2 separate regions of the Homo sapiens genome follow, and region 2 is linked to region 1. A link is a contact called in ENCODE Hi-C or POLR2A ChIA-PET data. All regions are on one chromosome and are shown on one strand. Each heading gives the region's core, a stretch centred on a gene start or an enhancer-like site at or near the end of the contact. The rest is flanking DNA. Distances are from core to core; before and after follow the strand shown. Region 1 holds the start of TMEM229B (transmembrane protein 229B). Region 2 holds the start of PALS1 (protein associated with LIN7 1, MAGUK p55 family member).

The links. Hi-C counts contacts between places; a loop is a spot of excess contacts on that map. ChIA-PET counts read pairs that join two places held with the same protein, here RNA polymerase II (POLR2A). Pooled maps may share reads with other maps.
Region 2: a map of OCI-LY7 shows a loop between it and region 1 (12-fold over the local background). The contact joins the promoter of PALS1 here to the promoter of TMEM229B in region 1. A Hi-C loop is called at or near these places in 2 of 168 maps with a recorded cell type or tissue (CD8-positive, alpha-beta T cell and OCI-LY7), 7 of 37 single-sample maps with no recorded cell type and 12 of 50 pooled maps. POLR2A ChIA-PET finds 5 or more read pairs at or near these places in 2 of 52 experiments (RWPE1 and activated T-cell).

What each region holds. Positions count from the first base shown.
Region 1 is chr14:67,486,272-67,491,948 of GRCh38, reverse strand. TMEM229B (transmembrane protein 229B) reads left to right here and starts at 3,228. Exons shown (of 3, transcript NM_001348543.2): 1 at 3,228-3,441; 2 at 4,777-4,949. It also overlaps a transcript of GPHN not described here. RefSeq lists enhancers at 1-6, 7-547, 3,097-3,516, 3,154-3,653, 3,817-3,886.
Region 2 is chr14:67,238,301-67,243,422 of GRCh38, reverse strand. PALS1 (protein associated with LIN7 1, MAGUK p55 family member) reads right to left here and starts at 1,988. Exons shown (of 15, transcript NM_022474.4): 1 at 1,890-1,988. It overlaps LOC124903330 (a long non-coding RNA gene), which reads left to right and starts at 2,014. Exons shown (of 2, transcript XR_007064217.1): 1 at 2,014-4,133. It also overlaps a transcript of GPHN not described here. RefSeq lists a silencer at 1,407-2,376 and an enhancer at 2,357-2,636.

The sequences.
Region 1 (5,677 bases), core at 1,979-4,478:
GGTTGGGGCCTGGCTCCCATCTCCATGCACCTTCCCCATGCCAGGCAGGCCCCCGCGGCCTGGGCCTCTCCTTGCTTCCTGGGGGAGCTGGACAGACACAGGCTTTCCCCTCAGGGAATCTGGAATACTGATTGCTTTTGTAGTTGAGCTTGGCCCCTCCTTGGTGTAGGAAGTTACCAGATCCATTTGTGCTCAGGGCTTTTCTTACTCTAGGATAAGTAAAAGTGGTTGTTCTGAGTCACGTGAGAAGAACTGGGGGCTTTGAGTAACCAGAGGGCTCCCCAGTGGGCCTTTAGGCATCTTCTCTACTTTGTGGGCACCTGGGTCAGGGTGCGGTGTAATAAGAAATGTATTCGGTCTTTGTCCCGGGTCCCTGTCATAGAGCTCCTAAAACCCTTGAAATTTCCTGAGTGAAAGGAATGTCTTTTGTTATTCATAATAAGCACCTTTGATAACACCTGAGTTTATGCTAATGAAGTTACTGGGGAAGTGGTGGGGTGGTGGAGGGGCTAGACAGCCTCAGGATGGAGCCAGTCTCCAGAAAGACCAAATGCTTAGAGGATTAGAACATTTGGCCTCACCCTCCAACCTCCAAGAAAGGTGTGGGAGGGTGGAGATCAAGCTACATAAAAACTCTTGAATAAGATTTGATAGGTTTCTGGGTGGCTGAACATGTGGCGGTGCTGGTGGGTGACCCCCCAATACGTCACCCTATCCATCTCTGCATCTGGTTGCTCATCTGCACCCTTTGTGATAAATCAGTAAAGGTAAGTGTTTCCCCGGGTTCTGTGAGCCATCCTAGCAAATTAATAGAACCCAAGGAGGCGGTCATGGGAACCCTGGTTTGTAACCAATTGTTCAGAAGTATAGGTGACGATCTACTTGTGACTGGCATCTGAAGTGGGGGCAGTCTTGTGGGACTGAGCCCTCAGAATGTGGGATCTGCTGCTATCTCAGGATAGATAGCATCAGAGTTTAAATGAACTGTAGGAGACCCAGTTGGTGTCTGCTGGAGAAATGTGACCAGATATGGGGGGCATATCTGCCCCCCTCCACGCCCACCCCATATCTGGTCACAGAAGTGTTCTGCTTTGAGTGTGAGAGCAGAAGGAAAAAACTTTTTTTCCTTTACAGGGAGATTTGGGGAGTGTTAAGGAAAAGGAGAGTGGGGGTAAAAAAACAGAGGTAGTATTTGCCTGCATGCTTTCTGGCTCCAGTGTTAGGTTCCAGGCCAAGGAGATGATGAGGGGCCGGGGAGAGAGATCTGATTTTTAGGTTCTGGTCAGAGAAGCAGAGACTCAATCCTGCAAGCCCAGCTTACCTTAAATAGTTATAGGAAAGGAGAGAAAATGGTGCGAAGGGAATTTCCTGCCAGTAGCCTCTTTGGGAAGTGAATCCTATGTGCATGAAAACTGATGTGGCTTTTGAGAGTGCCAGCACATTGTAGAAATAACAGAACAGGAGTTGTTATTCTCTGACCTGAACCTGCGCTTGGCCCCTTGCCCACATAGGAGGCTGCAGTATCTCCCCTGATGCCTGGAACAGTCTGTTCCTGCCCCAGTCTTCCTTGCGTGATGTTGGACATGCCTTCTGTATTGTGCAAACCCAGGCCGCCCACTCTGCCTCTCTTCATTCTCTGGTGGTGCAATGGCTCCTGGAGATGGGAGAAAGGAGAGTGAGCACACTCCTTGCTTCCTTCACCTGCAGAGACAGCCTTGCCTTTAGTAAACCAACATGTATGGCTCATCTGTGATGGTGGCCTATAAATTAGAGAAAAACACAAGACATTGCTATGTTTGATTAGTAACATTGGATGTTTCAGTCGCCCAAGAATTTAAATGCAGCTGGGCCCTTCTCCACCTTGCCTGTCCATCCATCCAGCAGAAATTTTATGATCTCAAGAAATTCATAGCGTGGTGGGGGAAACAGACACATAGACAGAATTTTTTTTTTTTTTTTGAGACGGAGTCTCGCTCTGTCGCCCAGGCTGGAGTGCAGTGGCGTGGTCTCAGATCACTGCAAGCTCTGCCTCCCAGGTTCACGCCATTCTCCTGCCTCAGCCTCCCAAGTAGCTGGGACTACAGGTGCCCACCATCACACCTGGCTAATTTTTTGTGCTTTTAGTAGAGATGGGGTTTCACCATGTTAGCCAGGATGGTCTCGATCTCCTGACCTCGTGATCCGCCCGCCTCGGCCTCCCAATGTGCTGGGATTACAGGCGTGAGCCACCGCGCCCGGCTACATAGAAAGAATTTTAAGATGGGATGACATGTTTCAGTTGAAGGATGGTCAGATCCCCCTGGGAACATCAGTGATGGAATGACCTGGAGGTTGTGGGACGGCATCGCAAAGGAGTGAGGAGGGAGCAGGGTCTGGAAGAAGGAGTCAGAATGGTGGCTGCAGAGGAGGGCAGGAGAGATGACAGTGCTTGAAACAGGCCGGTGGTCTCTGCTTCTTCACGCTCCCAGCAGCGTCTCAGGCATATTGACCAGAAGCTGCATGGACAAACTCAGCTATAAGTTTGCAAAATAAGCAGCTTACTTGGAATGGACTAAGTAGTTTACACTGACTTGAAGACCCTTGCATGCAGACATGTGCCTTAAGGATGAGATTTGGGTGGGAAGCAGTTCGAAGGCACATTGTATGGGGACAGGGTGATTCTGGAGGCTGAGGACTGGGATTTGAATCAAATGTTTGGATTTGGCCAAATCTCTTAATGTCCTGAACCCTCTGTGTTTTCATTTCTAAAATAGAGGTGACCATTTCTGCCCTTCCTGCCCCTCAGGAGCCTGAGAAAATCATGAGAGATGATCTAAGTTCCATCCATATGTTAGTTGCTATAAGGGCTCATCATTCATTCATATGTTCCAAGAAACTCTGGTTCAGGTCCTGCAGTCCTCAAAGGAGCCTCATGTCCCCTGTCCCCTGGGATCTACTCTTGGGGGATAGGGAGTGTCAGTGAGGCCTAGGGACAGCTTATGCACTTGGAGGGAGAGGTGCACCATCATCTCATCCTCCCTGCAACTAAGTTTTTCCTGGGGAAAAAGCCTGCAGACCAGGAAGTGGGAGGTGTCTGGTGGGACACTGCCCTCAAAAGGAGCCTTTCTGAGTGCTGGGGCTTCATCTGCCAGGGCTGCACCTCAGCAGGCAGTGGGCTCCCAGAGCTGGCTGCAGTAACCCGCAGGCTGTGCCGGCAGGATGTGGTCTTTGGTTTCTGTTTCTGTTTTAGTTCTGACTTGTGCCGTGGATGTGGCTGAGGGCCTAGGGTGGGGAGAAGTCTCCACAGGTGGGATTGAACTCCCCAGGCACATGGTCCTTGTGGTGCTGGTGGAGAGAGAGTCCCAGAGGGTTCGGACATGCTCCGTTAAAACCTTTTCCTCAAGGTGATAGGTACGTGTCAAGGTGACCCCTGTCCGCCATCCGGCAGGCTGGAAGAAGCCGGTAAGATGGACAGATCAGGGAGGGTTGGAGGGTCCCGTTTGTGAAGGAGCTGGGGAGGGGGAGGCAAGGCTGAGCACAGCAGCCCACTGTGATGCTCTCAGTGCAGAGGCCCCGGGGGGAGACCCAGGGGGGCACCCCCCAAAACCACACCATACAGTGAGTTTCAGTTCCCCCACTCCTGCCCTTTCACTTCTCCTCGGCTGCCTGGCTGCCTCACAGGTTGTCAGCTTGAGCAAGGGCCCAAGCGGCCTCTACTCAGAGACCCTGGTGGTCAGAGGGGAGTGGGGAAGGTGGACATGGGCATCAGCACAGACCAGCACCTCTGGTCCATCCTGCCTGGTCATCCACAGGGGAGTGCCAGCTCCCACCCCCAGCCACATACTGTTCTCAGCTTCTGAGTGGCTGGGCTGTCCCAGAGGGCCATGCTGGGCCTGAGTGCTGTCCTTGGGCATATGCAGATGGTGTTGTATCCAGGGGGTTTTCAGGGAAGCTTTAGCACTTTCATATTAAAACAAAAAATGTTGGAATCTCCATTAAATAGTCAAGTCTTAGGGATAGTAGTAAAAACATGGCTGTACATGGCTGGCCAGGCACAGTGGCTCACGCCTATAATCCTAGCACTTTGGGAGGCTGAGGTGGGAGGGTTGGCCAAGAGCTTGAGACCAGCCTGGTCAACATAGCAAGACCCGTCTCTACTTGATTTTTTTTTTTAAAGTACATGGCAAAGGGCATTATAAAGTAAGATTTGTATTAGCTTGTAGCTGGTTACTGATGTTCATAGGAAGGGCCTCAACCATAATAATGGTGAAATAATAAAATGAGATGAATAAATATTAGAGAGGTAGAATAGTACGTAGAAAGGTTTAGCACACATTTTGTTTTTCTGCACGAGTGGTTGTTCTCTGCTTTCAAAGTGCTGAAACGAATGTCCTACATTGTCTGCCTTCCATGAGGTTCTGACCGCCCTTGAGAACAGATGTACCCACTACAGGGTGAAGGTGAGAATGTAATTTGAAGCTGAATGAGAATGGAGCTGGATTCTAAAATTATATCCCCTCTCAGATTCACAAGTGTTCACACATTTAGGCAAGAAGCCCTAAGTCCTAACCCTGGACATGTGGATTGTCCAGGACCATCCCAGACTTTTGTGGCTGGATTAATCAGACCTGAGCAAACTGGATGCAAAGAGGAGGGGGTAGGTTCCGGGAAGGGGCCCTGGTGGCCAGGGTGGGATGAGTGTCTGGTGCTGAGCCCAGAGCCCAGGCCCTTGCAATGTTTTTCTTGGATCTGCTGGGGGCAGTTTAAGCTAATAAAAGCCTCCTCTTTTATTCCCAGGGACACATGGAAGCTGCCAGCCCCCCAGCCAAGGATCAGCTGAGCCCTAGGGCTGATGCTTGCCTACGTTGCTGAGAATGGCACTGAGGCCCAGCCAACAAAGGTTAACCCAGGACACTCCTGGACAGTGATCCTGATGTCTGTTGTGAGCTGCACACTCAAGGGTGTGATAAGTGAGTATGTTACAAGCACCCAGGGGATCACCAGCCCAGCGATCCTGCCTGCTCGGCACCTCATCAGCATGGGCACGAGTCTGGAGGTTCTAGTTCTGAGTCTGTTCCCCATCCAAGGTCCTGTCACAGGGCAATGGGAGGGGAATGTCAAGCAATATTGGGCCATCACATGCGGGAGCCGTCTTATGGCCACATGGCCTCTAAAATCCAGGCCAGACCCAGTGTATTAGTTTGTTTTCGTGCTGCTGATAAAGACATACGTAAGAGTGGAAAATGTATACAGAAAAAGAGGGTTAATTCCACGTGTCTGGGGAAGCCTCACAATCATGGTGGAAGGCAAGGGGAAGCAAGTCACATATTACAAGGTTGGTAGCAAGCAGAAAGAGAGCTTGTGCAGGGAAACTCTCCCTTATAAAACCATCAGATCAGCCGGGCACTGTGGCTCACGCCTGTAATCCCAGCACTTTGGGAGGCCGAGGTGGGTGGATCGCAAGGTCAACAGATTGAGACCATCCTGGCCAACATGGTGAAACCCCATCTGTACTAAAAATACAAAAATTAGCTGGGCATTGTGGCATGCACCTGTGGTCCCAGCTATTCAGGAGGCTGAGGCAGGAGAATCGCTTGAACCTGGGAGGCAGAGGTTGCAGTGAGCCAAGATCGTGCCATTGCACCCCAGCCTGGCAACAGAGCAAGACTCTGTCTCAAAACAAAACAAAACAAAAACC
Region 2 (5,122 bases), core at 739-3,238, 250 kb after region 1:
TGAGGTCAGGAGTTCGAGGCCAGCCTGGCCAACATGGTGAAACCCCGTCTCTACTAAAAATACAAAAATTAGCCAGGTGTGGTGGCGAGCACCTGTAGTCCCAGCTAGTCGGGAGGCTGAGAGCAGGAGAATCACTTGAACCAGGGAGGTGGAGACTGCAGTGAGCCAAGATCGCGCCACTACACTCCAGCCTGGGCAAGAGCGAGACTATGTCTCACAAAAAAAAAAAGAAAAGACAATTATATTCTATATAAGCACATATGTCAAGATACTATTTTTTTCTAGACACTCTGAAATCAGAAAATATCAGAGAAATAGGGCATTTCAGTAAATAATATATAAAATTGATCAAATTTCTTGGAATGGGTGATAAATTTTATTTTTTCCATGACACAGCCCTCAGGAGATCCTGAAAACACGTGCCCCTGTGATGAGATTTTTAATCAAAATCATAATTCAAGATCATGTAAAAGCTAAACCCACTGTACTGACTTGGGTCACCCTCAAGTAGAACTTATATATTCTCTCCCGTTTTAACATTCTAAAACAAATTAATGTTAATCAATCCACCTTAATTTGTCAAGTTCAAGTCCGTCTTGCCAAAACTAATTCAGGTACATGGTAAAATTTACCAGATTTTTAAAGATAAAATAATGAATTGCTTTTCCTATTTTTGCCTGTTTTATCTATAAATCTCTTACATTATAATTTAATAGCTCATCCTGCCGCAAATAGAAAGCCTATAAAACCTATCCACAATAGCTATGTCCACAGGGATCTAGTAAAAAAAAAAAATCGTAGTTCTTAATTCAAGGAAGCTTATTTAATAAGTTTCATTACCACCAATACTTCAAAGACACCAATAACCAACACGTCATTTGTTCCTATTGCATAATTTAACAGGTTATTAACTTCTGGTATAATCCAAAAGCATAATTAGTAAACTATCATTAAAACATGATATTGCTTTTTTAAAAAATCAGAAATATTAACACCTTTCACTGCGTCAGTCAAATCAAAATTTCAAAATTTTTGTTCAACTGACTTTCCAAATCTAAATTCTTACTATTCTAAACGAGTATGGAGACAAAACACACACTCCATACTACATCTAAAAACTTCCTAGCCATCAGATTTTAATTTTAGCATAAACTGCCAAGAAAAACCTTTTGACCGAAACCTACATTCCGTACACATTACTGTATGTCAATCAACAGAAGGTGAGTTATGATCATTAGAAAGTTACATAATTTACTACAAAGATCGTTTAAAGCAAACTTCATTAAACGTAGGTTATAACAATTTACATGCTTCAAAGTTCAACGTGCAACCTTAAAGTATCAGAAACCATGAACAAAACTAGGCTTTTCTTTTAAAGTGGTCACAAGGAAGCAGGAACTGTTTGCGTGTTTAAGAACGCAATGAGCAGCAGAATACCAGCAGCTGAGTCAGGCAGAGGAACGCTGACTACATTCTGACTTCTAAAGGAAAGCGTTCCCTCGCCGATTTCCCAGACCCGGCCGGGAGAGTCCCGCGCGTCGCGACCTCGGAGAGAGGGCGCAGGGGGCAGACGACTCCCCGCCGCGCCCCCTGCACCTCGGGCTCGGCTGGCTGTGGCCCGCGCCAAGGTGCATGCCCAGCCAAGCAGAAGGAGCGGGCACCGCGCAGGCAGCGTTGCTCCGAGGGACAAAGGTTGGGCTCACACCCTCCACGGCCGCAGCTCGCGCGCCTGAGGAAGCCCGCCTGGCTGCCAGGGGTCTCCCGCTGGCCGGAGTTTGCGCAGCGTGTGGGGGAAGGGGAGCCCGGCCGCCCGCCCCTCCCCCGCCGCGCTCCCAGGGACCTGTTGATTAAGATCTCTACAGCCCAGCCGCCGCCGATCCGCCTCTTACCTCCACGCCTCGGCTCCGCGGAGCCTCCCGCCCCGGCCGCTCCTACGCACTGCAGAAGCGACAGCCCTCCGGCGGCCCTTGAAATTCCGGATAAAGAATCCAGAAACTCCCGACTCCCCACCTCAGAATCCTTAGTCCCCGCCCCCGCCCCACCGCCTGCCTCCTCCGTCGCCGCCGTCACCGCCGCAGCCGCCAGCAACTCCACTTCTAGACCGCGCGAGACCGGCCCCTGCGGCCGCCGCGAGACCGCGCACGCGCCCCCGGGACTCTGGCGCAGTGGGCGCGCGGATCCGAGTCCCACCCCGCCCGTGAGAGGCTGGCGCGGCTTGCCCAATCCCGAGCCGGAGCGGAGAGAGCGCCCGCTCATTGGTCCTCTCCGCAGCTCCAGCCGGGTGCGCGCAGTCGCGCGCCTCTAAGTCTAAAACGCGGACTGCTCCGGGCTAGCTGGCCCGGTAGAGCCCCTTCGGGATTTGGCCGGCGGGCTTTGTGGGGACGCGAGGCTTCCCTGGGTTTCTACATCCCTTGGCTCTTGTCTCTGGATGACGTATCCTGAAGAAAATCTGATTCCTCTTGAAGAGATTCCTCATGTCCTGTCAAGTTAGTCACCCAATCTAACATTTGTTTTTTTTAAAAAATGACATAAACACCTGGATGTGTGCAGTGTCCCGCAGAAGACTGCATAAAGCCAGCAGCTGCACTGATTTCTGAAAACCAGAAAGCAAGGATAGCAAGGACTAGAACTATTTCCCAGAAGTCTCCCGAAGGGACAGAGTTACGCAGATCAGCCCGTGCTCCGGGCATGGCTGGCGCCCTCGGGACCTGGATGTGCCACCCTTGGAATGGGGCAGGACTCAGGCGGGTGCGGGCGGAAGTCAGAGCAGATTGGAGGACGTTCTAAGGAGAAACACCAGCAATGTGTCTCGACACTTGCAATAAAAGCCCTCGGATGGTCTCTGTCTTGACAGTACCTTCCGAGCAAGCCCATTCCACATTTGAACACTTGCAAGGTTTGTTAATCGACCTCTCCTTCTATGAGGCCAAACTATGCCTGTGACTCCAGCCCGGGGGCACAGTTTCCCCCAGGGGCACAGTCCTCCCTCAAAGCCTTCGTATATGCCATTTCCATTTCTCTCGGTTTTCCTCATTTTGTCCCACGGTGTTTTTCCATCTCGCAATGTCCTCAGGTCCTGATTTTCAAGCTCTTTCACATTCTTCCCCATTACGCTCCTCTGGACAGCCTATGGGTTGTGGTGTCCCTCACTAAGGACACTGTGATGGCCTGAACGAAGCAAACCGTTGTTCCTGGTGGTGAAGATCTTTGGGGATGCCTACCCTTCCCAGATTTGTTATCCTTCTCAAATCTGATCAGCATTCTGTCCAAGTGTTTAATAAGACAGAGCGGAGGACAGAACTCTGCTGCATGCCACTAAAGACCTTAATGCTCCTGCCATCAAAAATTTCTCAGTAGGCTTCGAATACAGGTGGACGACACAACCGAACTGTCTTCTTGGCCCATATTCCTCCATAAAGATGCCATGAGAACTGGTGAAATGCCTAACTGAAATCCAGATAAAGTCTCCAGGATTCCTAGAAACTACTAGCCATACCCCAAAAGAAAAAACGGTTACTGTGTGTGACTTACTTCCTTTTCTAAGTTCTTTTGTTTTTGTTTTTGTTTGAGACGGAGTTTCGCTCTTTTGCCCAGGCTGGAGTAAAGTGGCGCAATCTCGGCTCACTGCAACCTCCGCTCCCCGGGTTCAAGCGATACTCCTCCCTCAGCCTCCCCAGTATCTGGGATTACAGGTGCCAGCCACCACGCCCGGCTAATTTTTGTATTGTTAGTAGAGACGGGGTTTCGCCACATTGGCCAAGCTGGTCTTGAACACCTGACCTCAGGTGATCCACCTTTCTCAGCCTTCCAAAGTGCTAGGATTACAGGCGTGAGCAACCGTGCCCCGCCTCTAAGTTCTTAAATATATAACATAAATAATAATTCAAGAAGCTTCCTCCAGCTCGTCAATGAATTCTTCTTTCTCTAGCTTATAATTTCTCATCCTTGGCACTATTGACATTTGGGCTGGATAATTCTTGTGGGGACTGTCCTGTGCATCATAGGATGTTTAGAAGCATCCCCAGCCTCTACCCACTACGTGCCAGTAGCATCACCCTCCCCAATGTGACAATCAAAAATGTCTCCAGACATCACCAAAGGTCATGGGGAGGAATGAGCAAAATCATCTTCAGGTAAGGACTGCAGATCTAGCTGTTCAAAGAAAGGACCTCTTTGGAAAGATAGTATATCTTTATCCGTAACTTCCAATCTCTTGGCCCCAGGCAGTTTTACAAAACAACAAAACACACACACAAAAAAAGCCTCCACCCAAATGAACCCGCCAAGTACCTAGCCTTGCTTCCTCAGCTGCTTAGATTCCCATACAGGACCCCACCATAATAAAATAATTATTAGTATGAGTGTGAGATAGCAGACCAGCTGCTTATCTCAAAATATGTGAAATTCCTTTTTAAAGTGCTATAACAATTCAGAAGGGCATTTTTTTCAGGAAAAGAAGTGCTATAAAAATATTAGTTATGGCCTGGCATGGTGGCTTACACCTGTAATCCCAGCACTTTGGGATGCCAAGGTGTATGGATCCCTTGACCCCAGGAGTTCAAAACCAGCCTTGGCAACATGGCAAAAACCCATCTCTACAAAAAATACAAAATTAGCTGGGCATGATGGTGTGTGCTTATAATCCCAGCTACTTGGGAGGCTGAGGCAGGAGGATCATCTAAGCCTGGGAGGTCGATGCTGCAGTAAGCTGAGATCACACCACTGCACTCCAGCCTGGGCAATAGAGTGAGACCCTGTCTCAAAAAAAAAAAGTTATTATTTTACCTCCTAAAGATATTTTCATGTTAAAAGAGGGCAGATCCTACAGCAAATAACAAATCTACTCTCTAGTGGGTCAGGTGCAGTAACTCACACCTGTGATCCCAACACTTTGGGATGCCAAAGCGGGAGGATTGCTTGAGCCCAAGAATTCAAAACCAGCCTGGTCAACATGGGGAGACCCCGTCTCTACAAAAAAATTTAACAATTAGCTGGGTGTGGTGGCACGCTCCTGTAGTCCTGGCTACTTGGGAAGCTGAGATGGGAGGATCCCTTGAGCCCAGGAGATCTAGGCTGCAGTGAGCTGTGATTGTGTCACTGCACTCTAGCCTGAGCAACAGAG